Linked DNA regions of Mus musculus: region 2 is linked to region 1. Evidence: chromatin loops called from intact Hi-C (ENCODE). Cell type or tissue: left cerebral cortex. All regions are shown on one strand. Links, peaks and the distances in the headings refer to the core of each region. The heading gives the core; the rest is flanking DNA.

Region 1 (12,201 bases), core at 2,320-10,319:
CCACTGACCACACTCTTCATTCTGTGGTGACCCAGACCCAGTGACCACATGAGCGATAGATCATTTGGTAAGCCTGGGGATGAGGTAACATCTCTCCTTCACAGTCAAGATGCCCGTAATGAAAGGTTCAGTACCACACTCTAGGTCCAAGGGCTGACAGTCTAGGACACTAGAGTGGAAAGCCTAAACTAAGCTTGAGACCAGGTAGGAGGTCAGGGTGCCATAGAAGGCCCTGGAAGCAAGAGCCCAGGTGAATGAAGAAGAGCATGTCCAAAGCTTGTGTGGCTGAAACCCCAGGTTTAGTTTGCAGGTTGTGAGGGCTTATCTTGGTATAGAGGCAAAAGGTTGGAAGGAGTGGTACCGGAGTGGACAAAGCTTTGCAATCTTCCTTAGGCTACTACAATATCCTGCTTTCTGAGGCAGGCACTGTCTGCTATGAGAATGCTGCCCCAGTGTATTTTGTGATTGTTGTTGGTTTTTTTTAATGTGGGTATTTTCAGCACCTGCAAGAACATTTCTGCATCCCTGGAGCTAGTGCTGATGGCACTCTCCTTTCACATCAGCACTTCTCTCTCCTTTTCTCCATCCTTCCCTGCTCTTCATCAGTAAAAATGCTCCCATTGCAACCTGAAAATAAGCCCCTGTCTTCTGGATCTGTTAATGCCCCTCTCACACATCTGCTACATTGAGCAAGTCAAAGCTGTTCAGCTGTGCCTCTCCTCAGAGGGGAAGCCTCTTTCTCTTAGTACAGTGACTACCTTAATCCCAGTCCACTTTGTCTTATTCTGGGGCCTTCTAGAATAAGGCCATTATTGTTTCCCCATTAGAAGCTGAATCTAATTCCTTTATATAATTTCTTCATCTCCTCTGGCCACATGTCCTGATTAACCCCAAAAGTCCAATCTTTTTTTTTAATATTTTTATTATTATGTATTTTCCTCAATTACATAATTAGAATGCTATCCCAAAAGTCCCTCAAACCCTCCCCCCCACTTCCCTACCCACCCATTCCCATTTTTTGGCCCTGGCGTTCCCCTGTACTGGGGCATATAAAGTTTGCAAGTCCAATGGGCCTCTCTTTCCAGTGATGGCCGACTAGGCCATCTTTTGATACATATGCAGCTAGAGTCAAGAGCTCCGGGGTACTGGTTAGTTCATAATGTTGTTGCACCTACAGGGTTGCAGATCTCTCTAGCTCCTCCATTGGGGGCCCTGTGCTCCATCCAATAGCTGACTGTGAGCATCCACTTATGTGTTTGCTAGGCCCCGGCCTAGTCTCACAAGAGACAGCTATATCAGGGTCCTTTCAGCAAACGCTTGCTAGTGTATGCAATGGTGTCATCATTTGGAGGCTAATTATGGGATGGATCCCTGGATATGGCAGTCTCTAGATGGTCCATCCTTTTGTCTCAGCTCCAAACTTTGTCTCTGTAACTCCTTCCATGGGTGATTGTTTCCAATTCTAAGAAGGGGCAAAGTGTCCATACTTTGGTCTTCGTTCTTCTTCAGTTTCGTGTGTTTTGCAAATTGTATCTTATATCTTGGGTATACTAAGTTTCTGGGCTAATACCCACTTATCAGTGAGTACATATCATTTGAGTTCTTTTGTGATTGTGTTACCTCACTCAGGATGATGCCCCTCCAGGTCCATCCATTTGCCTAGGAATTTCATAAATTCATTCTTTTTAATAGCTGAGTAGTACTCCATTGTGTAAATGTACCACATTTTTTTGTATCTATTCCTCTGTTGAGGAGCATCTGGGTTCTTTCCAGCTTCTGGATATTATAAATAAGGCTGCTATGAACATAGTGGAGCATGTGTCCTTCTTACTGGTTGGGACATCTTCTGGATATATGTCCAGGAGAGGTATTGAAGCATGACTTACGGAAACCAGCTCTCCCCCTGCATAGCCATCTGTCACCACCATGCCTCAGCCCTCATCTTCTGTTCTTGCTACTGAGGGGTTCTTTAAGCCTAACAGGGACTTGTCACTGAAACTCCATACATACTTGGTCCCTTCCTTGAAGACCCTTCCTCTCAGATCTGCGAGCAGGAAGCATGTATATCCCTTGTGATCCAGCTAAAATGCCATTTCTTCCAGGATCAAGTCCAGAACCTCACACTGAAACCCAAGCCTTGTGATGTTCTTAGTGGTGACATTCTTATTCACGTAGTAAATATTGAATGGTATTTGTTGCACTCAGATACCATACAAGGTATTGAAAATCTCAGACATTTCCCCATCCAGACAGAAGTCCATCTTTCCTAGTTGTAGTTGTCTATTCTCCCTTTCCCCTGGCTGCATGTTTTAAATTTCTTACAGTAAAGGCATATTGCAACTTAAAAGCAAAAGTCATTTTGAGACATTTTCGCCTGTTTTTTAATAAGTAGATGAGATATTGGAGTGCATTTGTAGGCTGAGTGAAAGACAGACAAAGTGAGGAAGGAGTCACAGTTTGGGAGCCTGGTAAAGAAGGACTCAGCCTATGAGAGCAATGAGTTCCCACAGGACAAGGGTCAGCTCTTCTCCTACCTTGACTAGAATAAAGGGAGGGGCTGGGAATGGGGCTCAGTAGACCATGGGAAGGTGATTCGATGCTCCCTGTCAGGTTCCCCAGGGGTAAATGTCATTTTCCCTGCACTCCAGGGCCAGTTCTGTTCCATTCTGTTCTCCTGCCAGACTCTTTTTTTTTTTTTTACAGTTTTTTTTAATTAGGTATTTTCTTCATTTACATTTCAAATGCTATCCCAAAAGACCCCCCATACCCTCCCCCCCATTCCCCTACCCACCCACTCCCACTTCTTGGCCCTGGTGTTCCCTTGTACTGGGGCATATAAAGTTTGCAAGACCTATGGGCCTCTCTTCCCAATGATGGCCGACTAGGTCATCTTCTGAAACATATGCAGCTAGAGACACGAGCTCTGGAGGTACTGGTTAGTTCATATTGTTGTTCCACCTATAGGGTTGCAGACACCTTTAGCTCCTTGAGTACTTCCTCTAGCTCCTCCATTGGGGGCCCTGTGTTCCATCCAATAGCTGACTATGAGCATCCACTTCTGTGTTTGCCAGGCATCGCATAGCCTCACAAGAGACAGCTGTATCAGGGTCCTTTCAGCAAAATCTTGCTGGTGTATGCAATGGTGTCAGCATTTGGAGGCTGATTATGGGATGGATCCCCGGGTATTCCTGCCAGACTCTTAAGCCCGGACCAGAGTTTTACGTCTTCCTCATAGTTCAGTGCCCTCTACCCAGAAAACACTTTGCCTTGGTTTTCACTGTTCTGTTTATTCCTGTTGCTTAGTGAGATGGTGGGCCCCAAATAAGCATGTGCATCCCCAGCAGCCACCCCAATCCTATGAACTTGCATGCTGGGAGTTGTGGAGTGTCTCAGGTAGCCCTGCCATGCTTCCCCACAGAGCTGCTCTTCATTTCCTTAATGACCCCTGTGGACTTTCATACCATTAACCTGCCAGATGCCACCACTGAAAAGCTTGTATTCTTCCTGGGCTACTGTGGTCCAAAGCAAGACTCCCACAGTGCCATGTAGCTTAAGGCTTTCGCTAAAAGCAGTGCTAGGTGCTGTGTTTCATACCTAGGCACCCTACTAAATACCTGAGAAACTCCAGGAGGAAGTAGCTTCAAAGCCTAGTTCTGAGAATCAGAAATTGTTCCCATAATCTCTCCTCTTAGTCACTACAAGGGGCAGAGCCTAGCTGTTTTATTTCAGGACTGTCGGTGGGACCTCTGTAGCAAGGGAGGGATGGAAGGAGCTGCTGTTCCATATCCCTCAAGTCCCAGTTTTCCACTGAAGACACCAGCCAGCTAGATGGCTTCCCTAAGGTCACATCAGAGGAGCAACGGAACTCAGTTGTGAAGCAGTGAAGCTTGAGGATGAAAAGCAGAATCCAAAATGAAACATTTTCAAGATATGAAATGAGGTGTTTGTTTCAGTAAGCAGCAGAAAAGGTTATGGTGTGGAGTGTCTTTTCAAGGACAAGGGGCTTTATGAGCTGGCTTACAATGGACCTGTTCAAAGGAAGGCTGGGGTACTAGGTTCACCAGGCAGAAGGTATCTGTGATGTTTCCTGGATCCAGAATTCCCCCACCCCCCACCCCCACTGCTACTTCCCACATTCTCCTTCTTTCTCCCTCCCCTCCTCCAGTTTCCTTTCTGTACAGAGAGATGAGTCCCAAACATGAGCCTTTAATGGGGGACTTTTGGGATAGCACTGGAAATGTAAACGAGGAAAATACCTAATAAAAAATATTTAAAAAAAAAAGATGCCTCCTGCCAGTCTTGAGGACAGTGGAACACTTTGAAGATTATACCTGCTTGAGTACCTTTACCCACTGTTACGGGAACACAATTCCTATCTCCTGGCCACAGCTAGAGTTTCGGCTCCCTCTAGCCCAATGGTTCTCAGCCTTCCTGATGCTGCAACCCTTTGATACAGTTCCTCATGTTGAGGTGACCCCCAACCATAAAATTATTTCATAGCTACTTCATAACTATAACTTTGGTGCTGTTATAAACCCTAATGTTAGCAACCAACATACAGGATGTCTGATATAATCCCAAAGGGGTTGCAACCCACAGATTGAAAACCCCTGATCTAGATGCTGTATGTGGCAAAGATTTGGTTTCCTCTGCTTCCTTGTCTTTGGTTTAGAAGCTTACATAGCTGTCATCAGATCAGGATGGGAAAGGACCTAATCTCTCTTGAGACTGAAGGACAAGCCAGTGAGTGATAAGATTGTATAGTTAATTCCAGCTTCTTCTCTATGCAGACTCTACCATGTGCACAAACTGACTTAGAACCCAAACAGGCTGGCTAACTTGGAACCAGCCAACCTGTGTTGCTGGGCTTCTAAGGCACTGGTCCTTTCCCAGCCACTGGTGGTCTTGACACAGCAAGAGCAAGCCTGTGAGATGAAAGGAGCTGCTGCTGGTGGGAGGCAGCCTTGCCACAGTTTCATTCTGCCCTGCTGTCTTTCTCTTGTTGTCAGTCTCATTCTGTCACCTCAGGCCTCAGTTGAGAGAGGGCCTAATGAAGGAGGACCCCCAACCCTGCCCCCTGCTTATATGAAGCCACCCCATAGTTTCTGACTAGTTAGTCACAGGTCATTCCATAAGGAATCAGCTTTCCTTCCATCAAGCAACCTCCTGCCCTTTGCTGTCCCCGCCTCTCCACCTCTGCCCAAGTCATTTTCAGACACTTTGTTCTTGACACCTTTTACTGTCCTTTTGGCCAGGATGGCTGGGATGGCCAGGACGGCCATGTTGGCTGGGATAGCCATGTTGACCAGACTAGCCTTGCCTTCATAGCTTTAAGAAGCAGCAGCAATCTGCTGCCCCCAGGCACCACCACCACTCCAGACAGCCTGCTTTTGTTCCAGTCAGGAAAGTGCTTCTTTCTGCCTTCCAGGCTTTTTGAACTAAAAGTTCTGTATGAGGAAGCCCAGAGGTTCAGAACTCATTTCACATCTAGTTATTTAAAATTTAAAATTAGCTCTATTAGTAGTTTTTTGAACCAAATATGTCTCAATGAGTTAATATTTTTCAGAGAATAATTTTTAAAAAGTTCATGGAATAGGACGGAGGTCCAAAGGTTTCTTCACGCCTTTATATCTATAAATTGTAGAAATGAGGTATAATTGTAGAAATATATTTGAGGTATATTTTGATTCTCATCATCTACGTTACGACCTTCCGCTAAAAAGAAAAAAGTGTGTGTGTGTGTGTGTGTGTGTGTGTGTGTGTGTGCGCGCACACACACATCCACATGAATCCACTATATATATATATATTTTTTTTACTCTGAACCTTCAGGTATGGACCTAAGAGTTTGCATGATTCTTGAGTATTTCCCACCTGATTGCCCAGCTTCCCCTGGTGTGTCAAAGTGATGCTCAAAGGCTGTGTACCTGAGGCTGGGACCAGCAGCACTGAGTAGGTCAGGAGGGGATACCTCCTTAGATAATGGGTTTCTCAGCCATGTGTCTTCAGTCTGTGGAGAGACTGTGCTTAAGCTGACATTCTGAACAGTGGCACCCCACAGTATGTGCTAGAATCCTGTGTAGAGTTCAGTGTGGCCTGAATCCTGTGGTTATGCAAAGGAGGCAGGACACGATCTCCTCAGGGGTACTGTCCATGTGTTCCCTCCTCCTTTTTTTTTTCTACCTTTTCCATGAAAAGCCCTTTGTCTTCTGCCACTGGCTCTGGTTATGGACTTGGTGTTGATGTGAGTACAGTTTTCAGATTGGAAATTAATGAGGTGTTCCATTGAGAGAAGCCTGACTTCTACCCTGGCTGGCTGCTCCCAGGTTTCCTCCATGTGGGTCTTTGCTGCTTTCTCTGTGGGCAGCTGCCCTTGGCTGGCATTCTTCTATTGGCTTTCCCCAGAGGTACTTTCAAGACTGCTTTCCCAGGCTAGAAACTATTCTAGTACATGTCAGCTGTGCCTCCCACAAGTCCCAAGCCATGGTAAAGCCAGACAGCCTTGGCTGAGAAGGGAAGTTCGAAAAGGCTCTCCTTTGTATGTTTGTGAAGAAGGGATGAAGGGCAAAAGAGGAAGGGAAATCAGGTAAAGATGCTATGGAAACCAGCACCTAAAGTAGAAAGTTTGGTAGTGTCCATGTGGGCATTGGAGAAAGGCTGTCTTGACAAGAAGGAAACAAAGAAGCAGAGGTACCTATTAGGTAGAACAGGTGCTTCTAATAAGATAGTGTACTATTAGTAGGCATGTAGCCAGGCTCTGGTGAGGAATAGTAGGCAACATAGGGTGACACATGGCTGCTAGTCAGGGCTCAACAATCAGAGGGGACTAAGGAAGCAACTGATGTGTAGAGCCAAGACATGTGGGCATGTAGGCAGAAGAACATCTAAGAGCTTTGTACAGCTTACTGTAAAGGTTTGTGCATAAAACTTAGAATGCTCTGAGCACTCATCAGATTCTACAGCTGTTCTTGCTCCAACTTTGTACAGCAGAAATCTGCTAATTGTGTAGTAGTTACCTTCACTTGAGTGTCATGTACTAGGAAGGAGGATGCAGGCCACAGGAGGACAGATATCAAGACCTGAGTGTGGGGAGGAGTTCATGAGCTAGCTCACTGGGAGGTGTAGGAATGAAAAGGGTGGCACACAATGTAAGCTGCCACCATCTGTCAGCAGGCTGAAAACAGACTGCCTAACACACATGTACACAGGACTGAGCTGAGGGAGAACTCATTTGGGAAGAAAATTAAGAAAAGAAAGAAGCATAGTGTCCACACTTCAGTCTTCATTTTTCTTGAGTTTCATGTGTTTAGGAAATTGTATCTTATATCTTGGGTATCCTAGGTTTTGGGCTAATATCCACTTATCAGTGAGTACATATTGTGTGAGTTCCTTTGTGAATGTGTTACCTCACTCAGGATGATGCCCTCCAGGTCCATCCATTTGGCTAGGAATTTCATAAATTCATTCTTTTTAATAGCTGAGTAGTACTCCATTGTGTAGATGTACCACATTTTCTGTATCCATTCCTCTGTTGAGGGGCATCTGGGTTCTTTCCAGCTTCTGGCTATTATAAATAAGGCTGCTATGAACATAGTGGAGCATGTGTCCTTCTTACCAGTTGGGGCATCTTCTGGATATATGCCCAGGAGAGGTATTGCTGGATCCTCCGGTAGTACTATGTCCAATTTTCTGAGGAACCGCCAGACGGATTTCCAGAGTGGTTGTACAAGCCTGCAATCCCACCAACAATGGAGGAGTGTTCCTATTTCTCCACATCCACGCCAGCATCTGCTGTCACCTGAATTTTTGATCTTAGACATTCTGACTAGTGTGAGGTGGAATCTCAGGGTTGTTTTGATTTGCATTTCCCTGATGATTAAGGATGTTGAACATTTTTTCAGGTGCTTCTCTGCCATTCGGTATTCCTCAGGTGAGAATTCTTTGTTCAGTTCTGAGCCCCATTTTTTAATGGGGTTATTTGATTTTCTGAAGTCCACCTTCTTGAGTTCTTTATATATGTTGGATATTAGTCCTCTATCTAATTTAGGATAGGTAAAGATCCTTTCCCAATCTGTTGGTGGTCTCTTTGTCTTATTGACGGTGTCTTTTGCCTTGCAGAAACTTTGGAGTTTCATTAGGTCCCATTTGTCAATTCTCGATCTTACAGCACAAGCCATTGCTGTTCTGTTCAGGAATTTTTCCCCTGTGCCCATATCTTCAAGGCTTTTCCCCACTTTCTCCTCTATAAGTTTCAGTGTCTCTGGTTTTATGTGAAGTTCTTTGATCCATTTAGATTTGACCTAGTGTGGACACTATGCCCCTCCTTAGAAGTGGGAACAAAACACCCTTGGAAGGAGTTACAGAGACAAAGTTTGGAGCTGAGATGAAAGGATGGACCATGTAGAGACTGCCTTATCCAGGGATCCACCCCATAATCAGCATCCAAACGCTGACACCATTGCATACGCTAGCAAGATTTTATCGAAAGGACCCAGATGTAGCTGTCTCTTGTGAGACTATGCCGGGGCCTAGCAAACACAGAAGTGGATGCCCACAGTCAGCTAATGGATGGATCACAGGGCTCCCAATGGAGGAGCTAGAGAAAGTACCCAAGGAGCTAAAGGGATCTGCAACCCTATAGGTGGATCAACATTATGAACTAACCAGTACCCCGGAGCTCTTGACTCTAGCTGCATATGTATCAAAAGATGGCCTAGTCGGCCATCACTGGAAAGAGAGGCCCATTGGACACACAAACTTTATATGCCCCAGAACAGGGGAACGCCAGGGCCAAAAAGGGGGAGTGGGCGGGTAGGGGAGTGGGGGTGGGTGGGTATGGGGGACTTTTGGTATAGCATTGGAAATGTAAATGAGCTAAATACCTAATAAAAAATGGAAAGGAAAAAAAAAAAAGAAAAGAAAGAAGCTACGTCTCTAGAGAAAACTTTTTTTTTTTTTTTTTTTTTTTTTTGGTTTTTCAAGACAGGGTTTCTCTGTGTATAGTCCTGGCTGTCCTGGAACTCACTCTGTAGACCAGGCCGGCCTATGCCTCCCAACTGCTGGGATTAAAGGCATGCGTCACCACTGCCCGGCCAGGGGAAACTTTGAGACCACAAGAATGAAGAGGTCAGAGCCATTTTCCTTATGAAGGAGGCTGAGGCTCCATTCAGGAATTGTGGGTATGCTCGGATCTCAAGCCTGGTCACTTGGATGGCTTCTTGTAGAGACCTTTAGCTGCATCTGTCTCCAAACTGCTTCCCAACCCCTGGAACGGGCTCTGAAGCTGTCCTTGCCTATAGCATGCAAGGCCTTGTGAGTACCAGGTATGAGGCCTGATTGCTAGAGAAGACAGGATCTCATAGAGTCTCTTGCTATTTGCAATAGGGATCATTCTTGGAATAATCCGAAAAGTAGAGTTTAAGAAATTTTGAAGAAAAAAAAATCTAATATTACAGATTCCAGACTTGTTATATAGAAGAAGAAGAAGAGGAGGAGGAGGAGGAGGAGGAGGAAGAAGAGGAAGAAGAAGAGGAAGAAGAAGAGGAAGAAGAAGAGGAAGAAGAAGAGGAAGAAGAAGAAGAAGAAGAAGAAGAAGAAGAAGAAGAAGAAGAAGAAGAAGAAGAAGAAGAAGAAGAAGAAGACGAGGAGGAGGAGGAGGAGGAGGGGGGGGGGAAGAGGAAGAAAGAAGAAGAAGGAGACGGAGAGAAGAAGAAGGAGAAGGAAAAAGAGAAGAAGAAGAAGGAGAAGGAGAAAGAGAAGGAGAAGAAGGAGGAGGAGGAGAAGGAGAAGAAGAAGAAGAAGAAGAAGAAGAAGAAGAAGAAGAAGAAGAAGAAGAAGAAGAGGAGGAGGAGGAGGAGGAGGAGGAGGAGGAGGAGGAGGAAGAAAAGTGAACAGTAGGGATTGGAGAGATGGTTCAGTGGTTAAGAGCACTGACTGCTCTTCTGGAGGTCCTGAGTTGAATTCCCAGCAACCACATGATAGCTCACAACCACTTGTAATGGGATCCGATGCCCTCTTCTGGTGTGTCTGAAGACAGCTATAGTGTACTTGTATTAATAAAAATAAATAAATCTTTTTTAAAATTTTTTTTAAAATAATGTGAACAGTAACTGCTGTTCTCCAAGTGCCCCTGTTGTCATTTTTAAAAAGCCATAGTTCTTTCTTTCATGGAGGGTGATCAATCACAAGGGTCACTGCATACATCTAGGATAGAAGCTGTGTTACATAGATTCGGTGTGTGGAGAGTTGCTGAGTTCCTCTCTTTCCTTCTTTCTCAAAGGTATCAGCCAGGCGTCATAGTCCCATCTCGTGTCTCAGGCAGCTATCCTATCTTCTCTTCCCTCTTTGTGACATTGATGACCATTCATCCAAACAAATGGAAACACTTCCCATGGGCCATTCAGTGCAAGTCTTCCACGTGGCCTTGCTTTGTGCTGGGGAAGAGTGTAGACCTCAGCTGTCTCTTGAATTCTGCTAGGGCCTGGTAGTCTAAACTGCCAGAAGGCAGCAACCTCTGCATTTTGTTCATCCATGTGGCACCAGTCAGTGTTGAGAGAGAGAGAGAGAGAGAGAGAGAGAGAGAGAGAGAGAGAGAGAGAGAGAGAGAGAAGAGAGAGAGAGAGAGGAGAGAGAGAGAGATTAAGTACAGTCTGTCTTTGCAGATCCTTGAAGAGTGGTTTGGCCGCACTATCATCCGTTCTTGCACCAAACTGAGCTACGACCATGCCCAGAGCATGATCGAAAATCCAACTGAGAAGATCCCTGAGGAAGAGCTTCCCCCAATTTCTCCAGAGCACAGCGTCGAGGAGGTGCACCAGGCAGTCCTGAACCTGCACAGCATTGCAAAGCAACTCCGCCGCCAGCGCTTTGTAGATGGCGCACTCCGTTTAGATCAGGTCAGTGAGTCTCTTTTGTTTTATGTGGTCTTGAGTTTGGCTTGTGCCCAAAACTCAAGGGTGAGAAATATCCTGGTGGCCTCTTTCTCTCCACCTATTTCCCCTGCCCCTGCCACACCATGGTAATATGAGTTAGGGTAAGATGGTATCTGTGTACAGAGTTCTGTGACTCCCAGCTGCTCTTACCTGGAAAACCTGTGTCCATGATTGAATTCTCACTTGTAGATGGCATTGCTGTGACAGGTCCCTGGGACAAAGAAGGGAGGAAGGACATATTTTTGGCTTGTGGTTTCAGAGGCTCTTGGAACATAGCTCTGTTGTTTCTGGCCCATAGTTGGGGGGGGGGGTGGCATGTGAGAAGTATGTGGCCCAGTGGAGCTGCTTGTCTCATGGCAGCCAGTAAGCAGAGAGACAGAGGCATGTGAAGGAGCAGAGGCAAGATAGACTTTCCAGGGTACACCCCCAGTGATATCAATGAATCCAACAGCTGGTTCTTTGAGAAGATAAGCAAGATTGACAGACCCTTGGTCCAAGTAGCCAAAAGAAATAAAGAAGGCCCACATTAACAGAGTCAGAAATGAACAGGGAAACATTACAACAGATGCCTAAGAAATTCAGAGTTTCATAAGGGCATACTTTAAAAAACTGTACTCTATTAGAAATGGATGAGTTTCTAGATTCAGCCAAACCACCAAAATTAAACCAAAAAGAAGTCAACAACCTAAACAGACCCATAACAAATAAGATTGAAACAGTAAAAACAAAACAAAACAACAAAAAACTTCCAGCTACAAAGAAAAATCTAGGGCCAGATGGATTCACAGGAAAATTTTACCAGATGTTCAAAGAAGATCTGCACCGAGTTGTCCTTAAACTATTCAAAAAGTAGAGGCAGAGGGAGCACTCCCAGGTCTCCTCTGTGAAGCCTTTATGTCACCAGTTCTCTCCGCTCATGGAGATTACTTCCTCTGCTCCTTGCTTCATGCTTGGTGTCCTGAGGCTGCAGCCCACCATCCTGTCATCTCCACCAACAGTCCCTCCCTGATTCCAAGAGGCTAAGTTGATGCTAATGACACCAGAACTTGTGTCTGACCTTTCTCCCTCACTCAAGCCTAGCTTCTTTACCTGCCTTATCTGCCTGACTGCCCTTCAGCAGCACAGTGGTGCTCACTCACCCTTCCTTCTGCAGAAAGCAGTGCTTGATGCCCACAGCATGGCACACAGGCTTCCCAGCATCCTCTTCTCCCACTGATACACTGGAGCATTATATATGTGCCCCCAACCCAAGTGTACCAGTCGCACAGAT
Region 2 (12,201 bases), core at 2,135-10,134, 54 kb before region 1:
TCTTCTGTGCATGTCTTTCTTGGGCGCTTGGCTGGATCATAAGGGAATACAGAAGGCTTTTAATTATTCTTCATGTATTTTTTTTTTCTAGAACCAGTGGTTTCAAGTGAAACAGACTGTTTTGGAACTTTACTGTCCCTTTAAAAAGTTCTGCTAGTCCCTCAGTCACGTGCTTTCGGTTATATAACTAACATTCTGCAGCCTCCTGGAGTCTCATTCTTTCCCTCCCCTACCTGGCACTTTCCTTTCTCTGGGTCAGGTTTAGCTTCTTTCTAACCATTGTTGCGGAACTCTTTAAATATTTGGTCTCACGGGTTCTAAAAGCTGGCAGGCCAGGCTGCTCTCTGCATGTTGTGAGACCAAAGCCTTCCAAAAAGGGGGCCAGTAAAATCTCAAGCATGTTAGCAGAGTGAAGCAGCCGGAGGATGCAGTGCACCTCCTCCATACCCAATAGCTCCCAGCCACTGTGGCCCTCACTCACCACACCATCATTGTCATGGCAGGTTCCTGATCATGGAGATGACAGTAGGTTAACTAACTCACTGGGCACTGAGGAGTGTGGCTTATCAGGGGCATGCACTGCCTATTACTGCCTTGATCTCCATAGTAGGACTGCAAGTCTAGAGTTCACTCCAGCAGAGCAAATCCTCCTTCGGAGCATTCTAAATTTGATACTATCTAGAAGTTTGTTCTTAGCCCATACTGCATGGCTCTTTGTCCCAGCATGCCCTCAACAGTCCCATCTTAGTATATATGGATTTATTTATGCTCCCCAATTTAGATTTGAGAAGCTTGTGATACTGTATATAATGTAATGACATTCTTAAAATTAGGAAATGGGGCAAAACATATCTTTGAATAGAAAAATAGGTAGAAGCTAGAAACCACAAATGTCTTCTGGGAGATGGGTTTTCTGAGTTTCCTGAGTCAAAATAAAGACAGAATCATAAAGCATAAAATAAAATAAAAATAAAGCATAAAAATGTATGCATCTGTGAGATTAGCTCACAAGACTGTTTCCTTGTATTATACCAACTTTATCCATAAGTATACATAAAAGAACACTGCTTAGACTGGCTCCTGGATCCATCAGCCTTCCTGCAGTTAGCAGCATAGCCCCCTGTTGGCTTCTTACAATGTCTCTCAGGCTGGGCCTATGTGGTGTTAAAGCCTCCTGTAGGTCAAAAGTTACACTGGAGGTCTGTGTAGAATGTCTCATTACAGGCCATTGATCTCCAAAGGCTCTTCCTTGCAGAACCCAGCTTCAGGAAGATGCTGGATGACAGGAAAGAGCCAGGGAATGCATCTGGCAAATGCATCTGGCAGGACTGCTGGTACCGACTTAAAAGCACTAAGTCCCGTAATTAGGAGATTGGTCCAGCATATATAAATTGAATTTTTTCTTTGATAGATTAGAAAATCAACTTGAAGTTATCAGTGTTCTATTAAGAGCATGTAGGAAAGTTCTTCAGTGTTGAGGATCAAGCCTTGAGCAAGAGCAGCTGTTCTGTCACTAAGCTACATCCTCATCCCCTCACACAGTAAGATTTTTAGCATACTGTCTGTGTTACAACTAACCAACTCTGCTATTGTGTCAAAAAAGTATGCCTGTCCCAGTCAAACAATATCTGAATTTATGTAAGTGAATTAATATAATTCTCATGTGCCATGAAATGATTCTCTTTTGATTTGTTTTCAACCATTTAAAAATGCAAAACTGAGGCTGGAGAGATGACTTAGCAGTTAAGAGCACTGGCTGCTCTTCTAGAGGACCCAGGTTCAATTCCCAGCATTCATAAGGCAGCTCACAAGTGTCTGTAACTCCAGTTGTAGAGGATCTGACACCCGCTTTTGGCTATGACAGACATCAAACACACAAGTGGTGCACCTACAAACAAGCAGGCAAAGCACCCATAACATAAAATAAAAATTAAAAATGTAATAAAATGCAAAAGCTGATGTTGGCTTTCAGGCTATTTACAAGCAGGTGGCAGGCCAGAATATCACTTGTTCAGCTTACCTTCTCAGTAAGACCCCTGAGTACTATTCCTTGATTTTCACTTTAATTTAGACTTTACGTTCCTGGCTTAAGAGCAGATCAAAAAGATCATGGTGGAATAAACTAGAATTTTACTCAGAAAATAACTGTGGGAGAGCAAGGGGGAAAAAGCCATTTATAAACTAACCACAGAAGTTGTACTGTATTGCTGATGACTGGGTCTGTTTCAGGCTGGAAATGTTCTCGTAGGCATTAGCATTCGTTCATTGTGTTCTTAGAAATGAATGCCCCAGAGCTTCTGGAGACATTTACAAAAATACAACTTACTAGTTAATCCTCCAAGTAAATTAATAAGCCATGCCCCACCCAAGCTAACAGCATTTTTTATTTTGACCTTGAAGGACTTTCTTTCAGCATCTTATGATGTCATTATGATGAAATAAAAGGACCACAGCATCCCTGCTACCCTGTGTGACATGTCAGATTTAGTTGCACAAGTACTTTTTATTGAGTACTCAGTGTTCATAAAGCATTTGACTAGGTTTTATGGAGGAGACAAAAATGAGCAAGGAGCAATGTATCTTTCCTTTACCTTGTGAACTAGGTTTGAGGTCCTCCCCATTGTACAGTTTATTACTGTATAGTGAGAATCAATTTAATCCTCCTGGGGCTTTCTATTACTACACATCCAATATTTCATTTTATACAGTCAGAACGGCTAAGATTTAAAAACTAAATAAATGAATGAATGAATGAATGAGTAAAGGAAACAAATGCTAGCTAGTGTGGATGGAGGAAAGGGGAGCACTTTGCTGATGGTGGGACTGCACACTGCCTCATTCACTATGGAGATGAGTGTGGAAGCTCCTCAGCAGGCTAGATGTAGATCTACCACATGGTCCAGCTCTACCACTCCAGGACAGATTTCCCAGGGATTCTCAGTCCTTAGTGCAGAGAAAACTGCTTATCTGTATTCATTATTGCTTTATTCACAACAGCCAGTAATGGGGAAGAGCCTAGAAGACAGTGAACTAATGAATAGAAAATGAAAATGTAGTAATACACACAATGAAATATTAAGCTATAAAGAAAAATGAAATTATGAAATTTGCAGGCAAGTGGATGAATCTGGAAATCTTTTTGGTATAACCCAGTCCCTTGTAGACAAATGTTATATGTTCTTTCATATATATATACATTTTAGCTTTGGGTCTTTAGATATGTGTGTTTAAATTAGAGTACCCATAGAAGTCAAGAAACTAGTAAAGGGGCCCTGAGGGGAAGATTTCAAGAAAAAGGAGAGAGAATACAAGTACTGTAGAGTAGGGGAAGGGAACAGTGGAACAGGCAGGGTTAAATGAGAGTGCTAGGAAAAAGGCTGGACAGATGACTCAGTGGTCAAAACAGAGGACCAAAGTTTGTTTCCAGCATCATGTCAGGTTGCTCCCAGCTGCCTGTAATGGCAGCTTCAAGGGACCCAATGCCTTCTTCTGGCCTCTGTTGATACTACATTCATGTAATACACTAATACACTCAGGCATACATAATAACATCAAATAAATACATCTTTTTAAAAATGGGGTAGATGTTAGAAGGACAGGGTAGAGAAAGGAATATGGGAAAGAATAACAGACTTTTGAAATTGCCATATGGAAACATATTACTGTAGAATATGCATGTACATATATACATAGATAGATAAAAAGAGTTGAAATGAAGTTATTCTAGACCCTCCCCCACATACAAACATTAAAGGCGCATTGCTCTTGGTCGCCTCCAGAATTCATAGGACTTGGGAGATCAAGCTAGTATCAACCTGGAAGCTTCATCCCACTGGCTACCTGTGGGTATAAGGATAAATTTTTCAAATGTAGTTAGGGATTATGCTGGTTTAGTAGATCCTGACTTCACTATCCATAGATAGTTAGGTTTCTAGTACTAGGCATGCTTTCTCTCTAGTTGATGGCCTTGGTGCTCAGTTAGAGAGCTCTTGTTTACCATCAAGCTATACATGCCATTACTGCACCTTTAGTGTTAATCTTGCCATGATGTTCATTGTTGTTGTTTATACGCATCATAACTCCCTCTCCTGCAGGCTCACTGACAGTAAGATAGAAATTCCTCTGCTGCTCTGTGCAGTAGGCAGCCTACACATCTACATGCTGTATACCCATATAGCTAAGTAGGACTTTTGTTTGCTTCTCTTCCTTGGAAACTTGCATAATGCCCTCTGGTATAATGAAAGCTAGTTCCAGAGAGGAGGTTTTCCAGTCAGATCCAGCTCAGGTCCTCTTAGTCCTATCTGAAGTATATAGTGTCTTCAGCTTGCTGTAGTGTATGTATAGAAGCCATAGCAAAATTTTCACGGGTAGATCCTCCCCTTCCACCTTTTTGAAGCAGGGTCTCTCTTTTTGTTTCTGTCATACTGTGCACCCCAGGCCAGCTGACCCATGAGCTTCTGGGCAGTTCTTTTATCGCATATTCCATAGGAGTGCTGGAGTTATAGATGTGTTTACCACATTCAACCTTTTGTGTGTGTTCTGAGTGAGGCAGTTGGCTGTCCCAGGGACACAAACTGTGATCTGGAATGTTTCTGATATGGTATAATAGAATTATATTATGCTTAGCCAGATTAACTATTTGGCCCCATTTTTTTAATAACTATTCCTGAGTCCTGTCCCTGTCTCAGATACCACGTAACATTCTTTGGCATACTCTGTTTACCTGAATGAGAGAGGGTGCAGAAAAGTATCTGTAGCTGATCCTTGAAGGACCTGATCCCATCCCCATTGACAGGGAGGCCACAGATCAAACCTCCCTGCTGCCTGATGGTACCTGTTCTCTCTTGGGGCAAGGAGAAGTTTGAGTCAAGTCACAAAGAGGAAGAGAATGGTGATCACATCTCTGACTCTCCTAGCCTCACATTTCTCTCTCCTTATGTGCAAAACAACTGTTCTTTAACATTCTGTGACAGTGGATTATTTGTGATAATTCTGTTTTCCATCTTTCCTAGGAAAGACTGTATCTTCACCATTGATCCATCAACTGCTCGCGACCTTGATGATGCCCTCGCCTGCAGGCGGCTCACTGATGGTAGGATAGACATTCCTCTGCTACTCTGTGCCGTAGCAACCTGCACACCCGTGTGCTGTACACCCATGTCAGGCTTCCTTGTGCTGTTTCAGCAGCCTAATGGGCAAGGACGGGGTTGCTTCAGTCCCGAAATTGGCTATACAAGCTAAGTAGAGTGGGGTGGCAGCAGACACTACCTCCTAAGACATGGTTGTCTAGGCCTGACTTGCAGAAGCCCCTCTATACCATGTAGCTCTTTGTCTATTAAAAAGACTGTGAGGGCTGGAGAGGTGGCTCAGTGGTTAAGAGCACTGACTGCTCTTCCAGAGGTCCTGAGTTCAACTCCCAGCAGCCACATGGTGGCTCACAACCATCTGTAATGGGATCCAATGCCTTCTTCTACTGTGTCTGAAGACAGCGACAGTGTACTCACATACATAAAATAATTCTTAAAAAAAAAAGATTGTGAATGGCCAACTGACTTTTCAAAAAGTCAGGGTCTCAGTCATGGATGATTGTAGTAGACAGAATAGTAGCAGCTGATTGTCGAAAGACTTGGAGACAGTGTGAGGAAAAAACCCCTAACAGTTCTCTCCATCCCTGCAGATACATTTTCTAGGTATGTCTGACCCTTTTCTTAGGGGTGCCTTGGTGACTACTATGACATTTATTATTCTTGAAGATTACTTTAGACTAACATGGCCTTTGATGGTGTACCAGTGAGGTATGCATAACTTTTTATGTTTGTCTGCCACAGAGCATTGATGGCCTACCTTCAAAGTATTCACCCCTCATCTTCTTCTGGTGCAAACCTCAGTGTTTCCTTCTCTGTTGCAATAAATAGTGATGATTATCAGACAGAAGCTAAGAGACAGAACATGCTGCCTAAAACTGCTTAGCTTCTTTTAGTAGGAGCTCTCTCCACCCACCCCACAAATAATCCTGTGCATAAGACTCATGCGTGCTAGGCAACACTCTGTTACTGAGCTGTATCTTCAGCACAGTACTCTCAGTTGTGTTTCTATAATCTAAAATTAGGACAGCCTATTTACAAGAGCAAACTTTGGCCCAACGCCTTACATTCTGATTACGCTCTGCTGTGCACCTCTTGCTTGAACAAGCCTCCTCTCTCTGCAGATCCTACTCTCTAAAACACCAATATGAACAGTACCCAAGGCAGAGACCTGGTGATGCTGGGCCTTCATCTCCTGGGGTTATTGCTCCTCTCTGTTAGTGGTTGAAAACAGCTGTTCCGTTTATTCTCTCTAGTTTTAAGTTGTTTATAGCAGAAGTCTAATATCTGTTTCTCTATCTCTGATAGCCTCAAACTCTTGAACTTGCAGGGAGAGCAGGGAGCTAGCATATGTCCTTCCTCACTCACTCTGCAGGGCCACTTCACACTTCTGCTATGCAAGTGTGAGGGCAAAGGTTTCATGGAGAAAATGCTGCAAGAAAAGCAGATGAGCAGCAAGTAATGTTCTTTATTTGTCAGACCATACAAAATCACATAGACATTGTTCTGCAGGAATTCAGCCACAGCAGGGAGAAATAAGTTATCAAAAGACTAAAGGAAAAGGAGAAGAGGTAGGCCAGGAAAATGCCAGAAAAAGTCACACGTATAGGCATACAGACCTGGACTGGAGATTATAAGCAAGATCCGTGAGGAGTGAGGTAACAGAGACGAGAAAGAGAAGAATCTGTGGAAACAGGTGGCAGAAGGGACAAAGAAGAGACAGAGGTGGGTCATCCTGGATGGTGGGGAAATATCCACAGGTAGAAATTGGAAAGTCAGGAGGACATGCTGCTGGTTTTGATCAGGCTACCACATGGAGTTGCCTGTCTCATAATAAGCATTTATATGAATTACTGCTAACCTATTTTTAAAGGACAAGAGAATAAATAAAGAGTAGATGGTGTCATAAAGCTATAGCAGGAGAGCCCTGAGGGGAGACAAGCAGCGTACCTAGTACAGAGATTGAACCTAACCTCCTAGGAAGATGGGATCATAGGCCATTTTCCTCTCTGTCCAAATTTTATAATGTGGTAATAGTAGCTTTATAATGAAAAAGCTTTGTAGTAAAAAATTATGAGGTGACAGGAATCCCAAGCTGCCCAGAAGTCACCCATCGCACCAAGTGATCAGAGCCTTCCTTCTATGTGCTTGGTATTTCTTGCATTCCAGAGAGACAGTTGACATCTGTGCATCTGGCGGGGCAACAGCATAAGGAAGAAACCAGCGAAGTCTTGGGAAAAGCCGAGGTAGTCAGTCAAGCATTTTTATGGTGGCACTTCCACAGTTGGCCATTGGGACAGCTGGATCTGCCAGGATCATTTATCCAGGGAGATGAAAAGCAAATAGGCAAGTCCAGTTTGGATTGGGATGGCCTTGGCTAAGTTCAGATTCCATTAGTTACCAGTTCATGTCAGTTCCTACTTAGAGGAAAATATTTACTGTTTTAAAAAGCAAATAATGTTTTCTGGCCATATTTATATAATCTGTGTTTATTTAAATAAAATACTGTATAAAAGGTATGTTTTTCTTTGGTCTCACAGAAATCATCTGAATGGCTATTGTGTGAAAAATCAACTCTACAGACAGATAGAGCTTTCCAATGCTCACACTTCCTTCCATAGAGTTCCAGGGTACACCCAGGTCTTTCCTATCAGGTGCAAGATACAGACAATCAATTGTGTAACATGTTAAATTTAACCGAAAGGAGGAGGAGGTGTATCCCCACCTCCCTTCCAAAGCAGAGCTTCTACCATGCATCTGATCTGGGATTCGCTCCTTTAGCCCCAAACACACCTAAGGAGAAGGAGCACTCCCCAGCAATGTGGATTCTTCACTTTGCATAAGAAAATATTTAATAAAAAGTGGTATTGTAATGATATCCCAGAATCTAAAGACAGTAAATCCCAGTTCAGTATTTTATGATTGTAACAGATTGCTTGCAGCACACCTCACAGTTGACCTCACATTAGTCTGGGAATACCACAGTTGTAAGCTCACCCTCTGGTTTCTTAATAACTCTTGCAGCATTCACTTTATTGAATATCCAGATTGCATTTGAACTTGTTACTCCAAAGGCAGTCTGTTCTGCCATAAGATTGTGTGACTCTTAGGAAATCCTCCCCTGAAAGAATCAGAAATACTGTTGTTATCTTTCTGCAATGTTTCATTTGTTAGTCCTGTTAATGCTCCTCAGTGCCCTGAAGCACAAATACAGTGTCTCGTGTGAAAATCTTTCCAAACAAGATCTATCATTTCTCTTCTGAATCACATCTCAGCTAAGGAACCTAAATATCCTTTCATGTTTTGTGGCTGATTTCTTAGTGTGAATCCACTCACCACGTCATAGAGTCTTTCTGCCTCTGAGAGGTCTACGGTGTATGACTCCCTGCCTGGCAAGCTCTCCTAGAAAGTTCATCTTTACTGAAAGAATTGGGATCTGGATAATATGTACCCATTTTGTTCAGTTATTGCTTTTCCATGGGTGTCAAAGACCATACTGTCAGATAGATGGGTTCTTTAGCAAACTGTCAGGCAGAGTCTTTAGCTTTAGTTGATTCTGGAACCCCACAATTCTGCATCTTGTTTTGTAATTTGAATTTTCTAAGGTTTGCTCTGTCATTGAACATGGCTGGGCTGTCCTTGCCAGGCCTTAGAAGTGAATGAGCAGGAGATGGGAACAGCTGCTAATGAACTTGGGCTTTTTTTGGAGAGATGAAAGAGTTCTGAACAATTTTGTGAAAATGTTAAAACCACAAAGGAAAGATGAATGAGTGAAGAATGGATGAATGAGAAAAATTAATGAACAAATCTTAATCCACTTATTTTTGATACTTTATGGAGATTAGAATTTAGATTTTGTCCATGACTAAGCAGGGATCTTAATGGGATGTCCATCTGGGTACCTTATAGTCACATCCTTATTGCCATTCTGATGGGAGTAAGGTGGAATCTCACAGCTGGTATACTTTACATTTCCCTGATAACTCAGGATGTTGAACATTTCTTTAGGTACTTCTTGGCCATTTGAAATTCCTCCATTTTATATTATTTGTGACTATTGAGAAGGGTGTTGTTTCCCTAATTTCTTTCTCAGCCTGTTTATCCTTTGTGTAGAGAAAGGTCATTGACTTGTTTGAGTTAATTTTATATCCAGCTACTTCACTGAAGCTGTTTATCAGGCTTAGGAGTTCTCTGGTGGAATTTTTAGGGTCACTTATATATATACTATCATATCATCTGCAAAAAGTGATATTTTGACTTCTTCCTTTCCAATTTGTATCCCCTTGATCTCCTTTTGTTGTCTAATTGCTCTGGCTAGGACTTCAAGTACAATGTTGAATAGGTAGGGAGATAGTGGACAGCCTTGTCTAGTCCCTGATTTTAGTGGGATTACTTCCAGCTTCTCACCATTTACTTTGATATTGGCTACTGGTTTGCTGTAGATTGCTTTTATCATGTTTAGGTATGGCTCTTGAATTCCTGATCTTTCCAAGACTTTTATCATGAATGGGTGTTGGATTTGGTCAAATGCTTTCTCAGCATCTAACGAGATGATCATGTGGTTTTTGTCTTTGAGTTTGTTTATATACTGGATTACATTGATGGATTTCCGTATATTGAACCATCCCTGCATCCCTGGGATGAAACCTACTTGGTCAGGATGGATGATTGATTTGATGTGTTCTTGGATTCAGTTAGCGAGAACTTTATTGAGGATTTTTGCATCGATATTCATAAGGGAAATTGGTCTGAAGTTCTCTATCTTTGTTGGGTCTTTTTGTGGTTTAGGTATCAGAGTAATTGTGGCTTCATAGAATGAGTTGGGTAGAGTACCTTCTGTTTCTATTTTGTGGAATAATATAAAATACCTTGGCGTGACTCTAACTAAGGAAGTGAAAGATCTGTATGATAAGAACTTCAAGTCTCTGAAGAAAGAAATTAAAGAAGATCTCAGAAGATAGAAAGATCTCCCATGCTCATGGATTGGCAGGATCAATATAGTAAAAATGGCTATCTTGCCAAAAGCAATCTACAGATTTAATGCAATCCCCATCAAAATTCCAACTCAATTCTTCAACGAATTAGAAAGGGCAATCGGCAGATTCATCTGGAATAACAAAAAACCTAGGATAGCAAAAACTCTTCTCAAGGATAAAAGAACCTCTGGTGGAATCACCATGCCTGACCTAAAGCTGTACTACAGAGCAATTGTAATAAAAACTGCAATGGTACTGGTATAGCGAAAGACAAGTAGACCAATGGAACAGAATTGAAGACCCAGAGATGAACCTACACACCTATGGTCACTTGATCTTTGACAAGGGAGCTAAAACCATCCAGTGGAAAAAAGACAGCATTTTCAACAAATGGTGCTGGCACAACTGGCTGTTATCATGTAGAAGAATTCAAATTGATCCATTCCTATCTCCTTGTACTAAGGTCAAATCTAAGTGGATTAAGGAACACCACATAAAACCAGAGACACTGAAACTTATAGAGGAGAAAGTAGGGAAAAGCCTTGAAGGTATGGGTACAGGGGAAAAATTCCTGAATAGAACAGCAGTGGTGTGTGCTGTAAGATCGAGAATCAAAAAATGGGACCTCATAAAGTTGCAAAGCTTCTGCAAGGCAAAAGACACCGTGAGTAAGACAAAAAGACCACCAACAGATTGGGAAAGGATCTTTACCTATCCTAAATCAGGTAGGGGACTAATATCCAATATATATAAAGAACTCAAGAAGGTAGACTCCAGAAAATCAAATAACCACATTAAAAAATGGGGCTCAGAGCTGAACAAAGATATCTCACCTGAGGAATACCGAATGGCAGAGAAGCACCTGAAAAAATGTTCAACATCCTTAATCATCAGGGAAATGCAAATCAAAACAACCCTGAGATTCCACCTCACACCAGTCAGAATGGCTAAGATCAAAAATTCAGGTGACAGCAGATGTTGGCGAGGATGTGGAGAAAGAGGAACACTCCTCCATTGTTGGTGGGATTGCAAGCTTGTACAACCACTCTGGAAATCAGTCTGGCAGTTCCTCAGAAAATTGGACATAGTGCTACCGGAGGATACCACAATACTTTTCCTGGGCATATATCCAGAAGATGTCCCAACCGGTAAGAAGGACAGATGCTCCACTATGTTCATAGCAGCCTTATTTATAATAGCCAGAAGCTGGAAAGAACCCAGATGCCCCTCAACAGAGGAATGGATACAGAAAATGTGGTACATTTACACAATGGGGTACTACTCAGCTATTAAAAACAATGAATTTATGAAATTCCTAGGCAAATGGATGGACCTGGAGGGCATCATCCTGAGTGAGGTAACCCAATCACAAAGTAACTCACACAATATGTACTCACTGATAAGTGGATATTAGCCCAGAAACTTAGTATACCCAAGATATAAGATACAATTTGCTAAATGCATGAAACTCAAGAAGAACGAAGACCAAAGTGTGGACACTGCCCCTTCTTAGAATTGGGAACAAAACACCCATAGAAGGAGTTACAGAGAGAAAGTTTGGAGCTGGGACGAAAGGATGGACCATCTAGAGACTGTCATATCTGGGGATCCATCCCATAATCAGCTTCCAAACGCTGACACCATTGCATACACTAGCAAGATTTTGCTGAAAGGACCCAGATATAGCTGTCTCTTGTGAGACTATGCCGGGGCCTAGCAAACACAGAAGTGGATGCTCACAGTCAGCTATCAGATAGATCATAGGGCCCCCAATGGAGGAGCTAGAGAAAGTACCCAGGGAGCTAAAGGGATCTGCAACCCTATAGGTGGAACAACATTATGAATTAACCAGTACCCCGGAGCTCTTGACTCTAGCTGCATATGTATCAAAAGATGGCCTAGTTGGCCATCACTGGAAAGAGAGGCCCATTGGACTTGCAAACTCTATTTGCCCCAGTACAGGGGAACGCCAGGGCCAAAAAGTGGGAGTGGGTGGGTAGGGGAGTGGAGGGGAGGGTATGGGGGACTTTTGAGATAGCATTGGAAATGTAAATGAAGAAAATACCTAATAAAAAATATATTAAAAAAAAAAGAAATTCCTCCATTGAGAAGTCTCTGTTTAAGTATGTACCTCATTTTTA

Evidence for each region. Peaks named below come from ENCODE experiments on the same cell type or tissue, not always from the same donor. Only the 100,000 strongest peaks of a DNase experiment are listed, where the experiment ranks them.
Region 2: it touches region 1 in a loop (1.9-fold over the local background); 2 of 42 quality-filtered maps call a loop at or near these places.

What each region holds. Positions count from the first base shown.
Region 1 is chr1:86,979,431-86,991,631 of GRCm38, forward strand. Dis3l2 (DIS3 like 3'-5' exoribonuclease 2) reads left to right here. Exons shown (of 21, transcript NM_153530.2): 13 at 10,662-10,895. Among named protein-coding and RNA genes, the nearest start is that of Gm41909, 57 kb to the left of the region's middle. In left cerebral cortex, for the core only: no CTCF peak of the experiment used is centred there; DNase peaks (open chromatin) are centred at 6,410, 6,890 and 7,111; H3K27ac peaks cover 850 bases.
Region 2 is chr1:86,925,742-86,937,942 of GRCm38, forward strand. It overlaps Dis3l2 (DIS3 like 3'-5' exoribonuclease 2), which reads left to right. Exons shown (of 21, transcript NM_153530.2): 10 at 5,013-5,092. It overlaps Gm41909 (a long non-coding RNA gene), which reads right to left and starts at 2,364. Exons shown (of 3, transcript XR_878338.2): 1 at 2,187-2,364. In left cerebral cortex, for the core only: no CTCF peak of the experiment used is centred there; a DNase peak (open chromatin) is centred at 6,082; H3K27ac peaks cover 1,655 bases.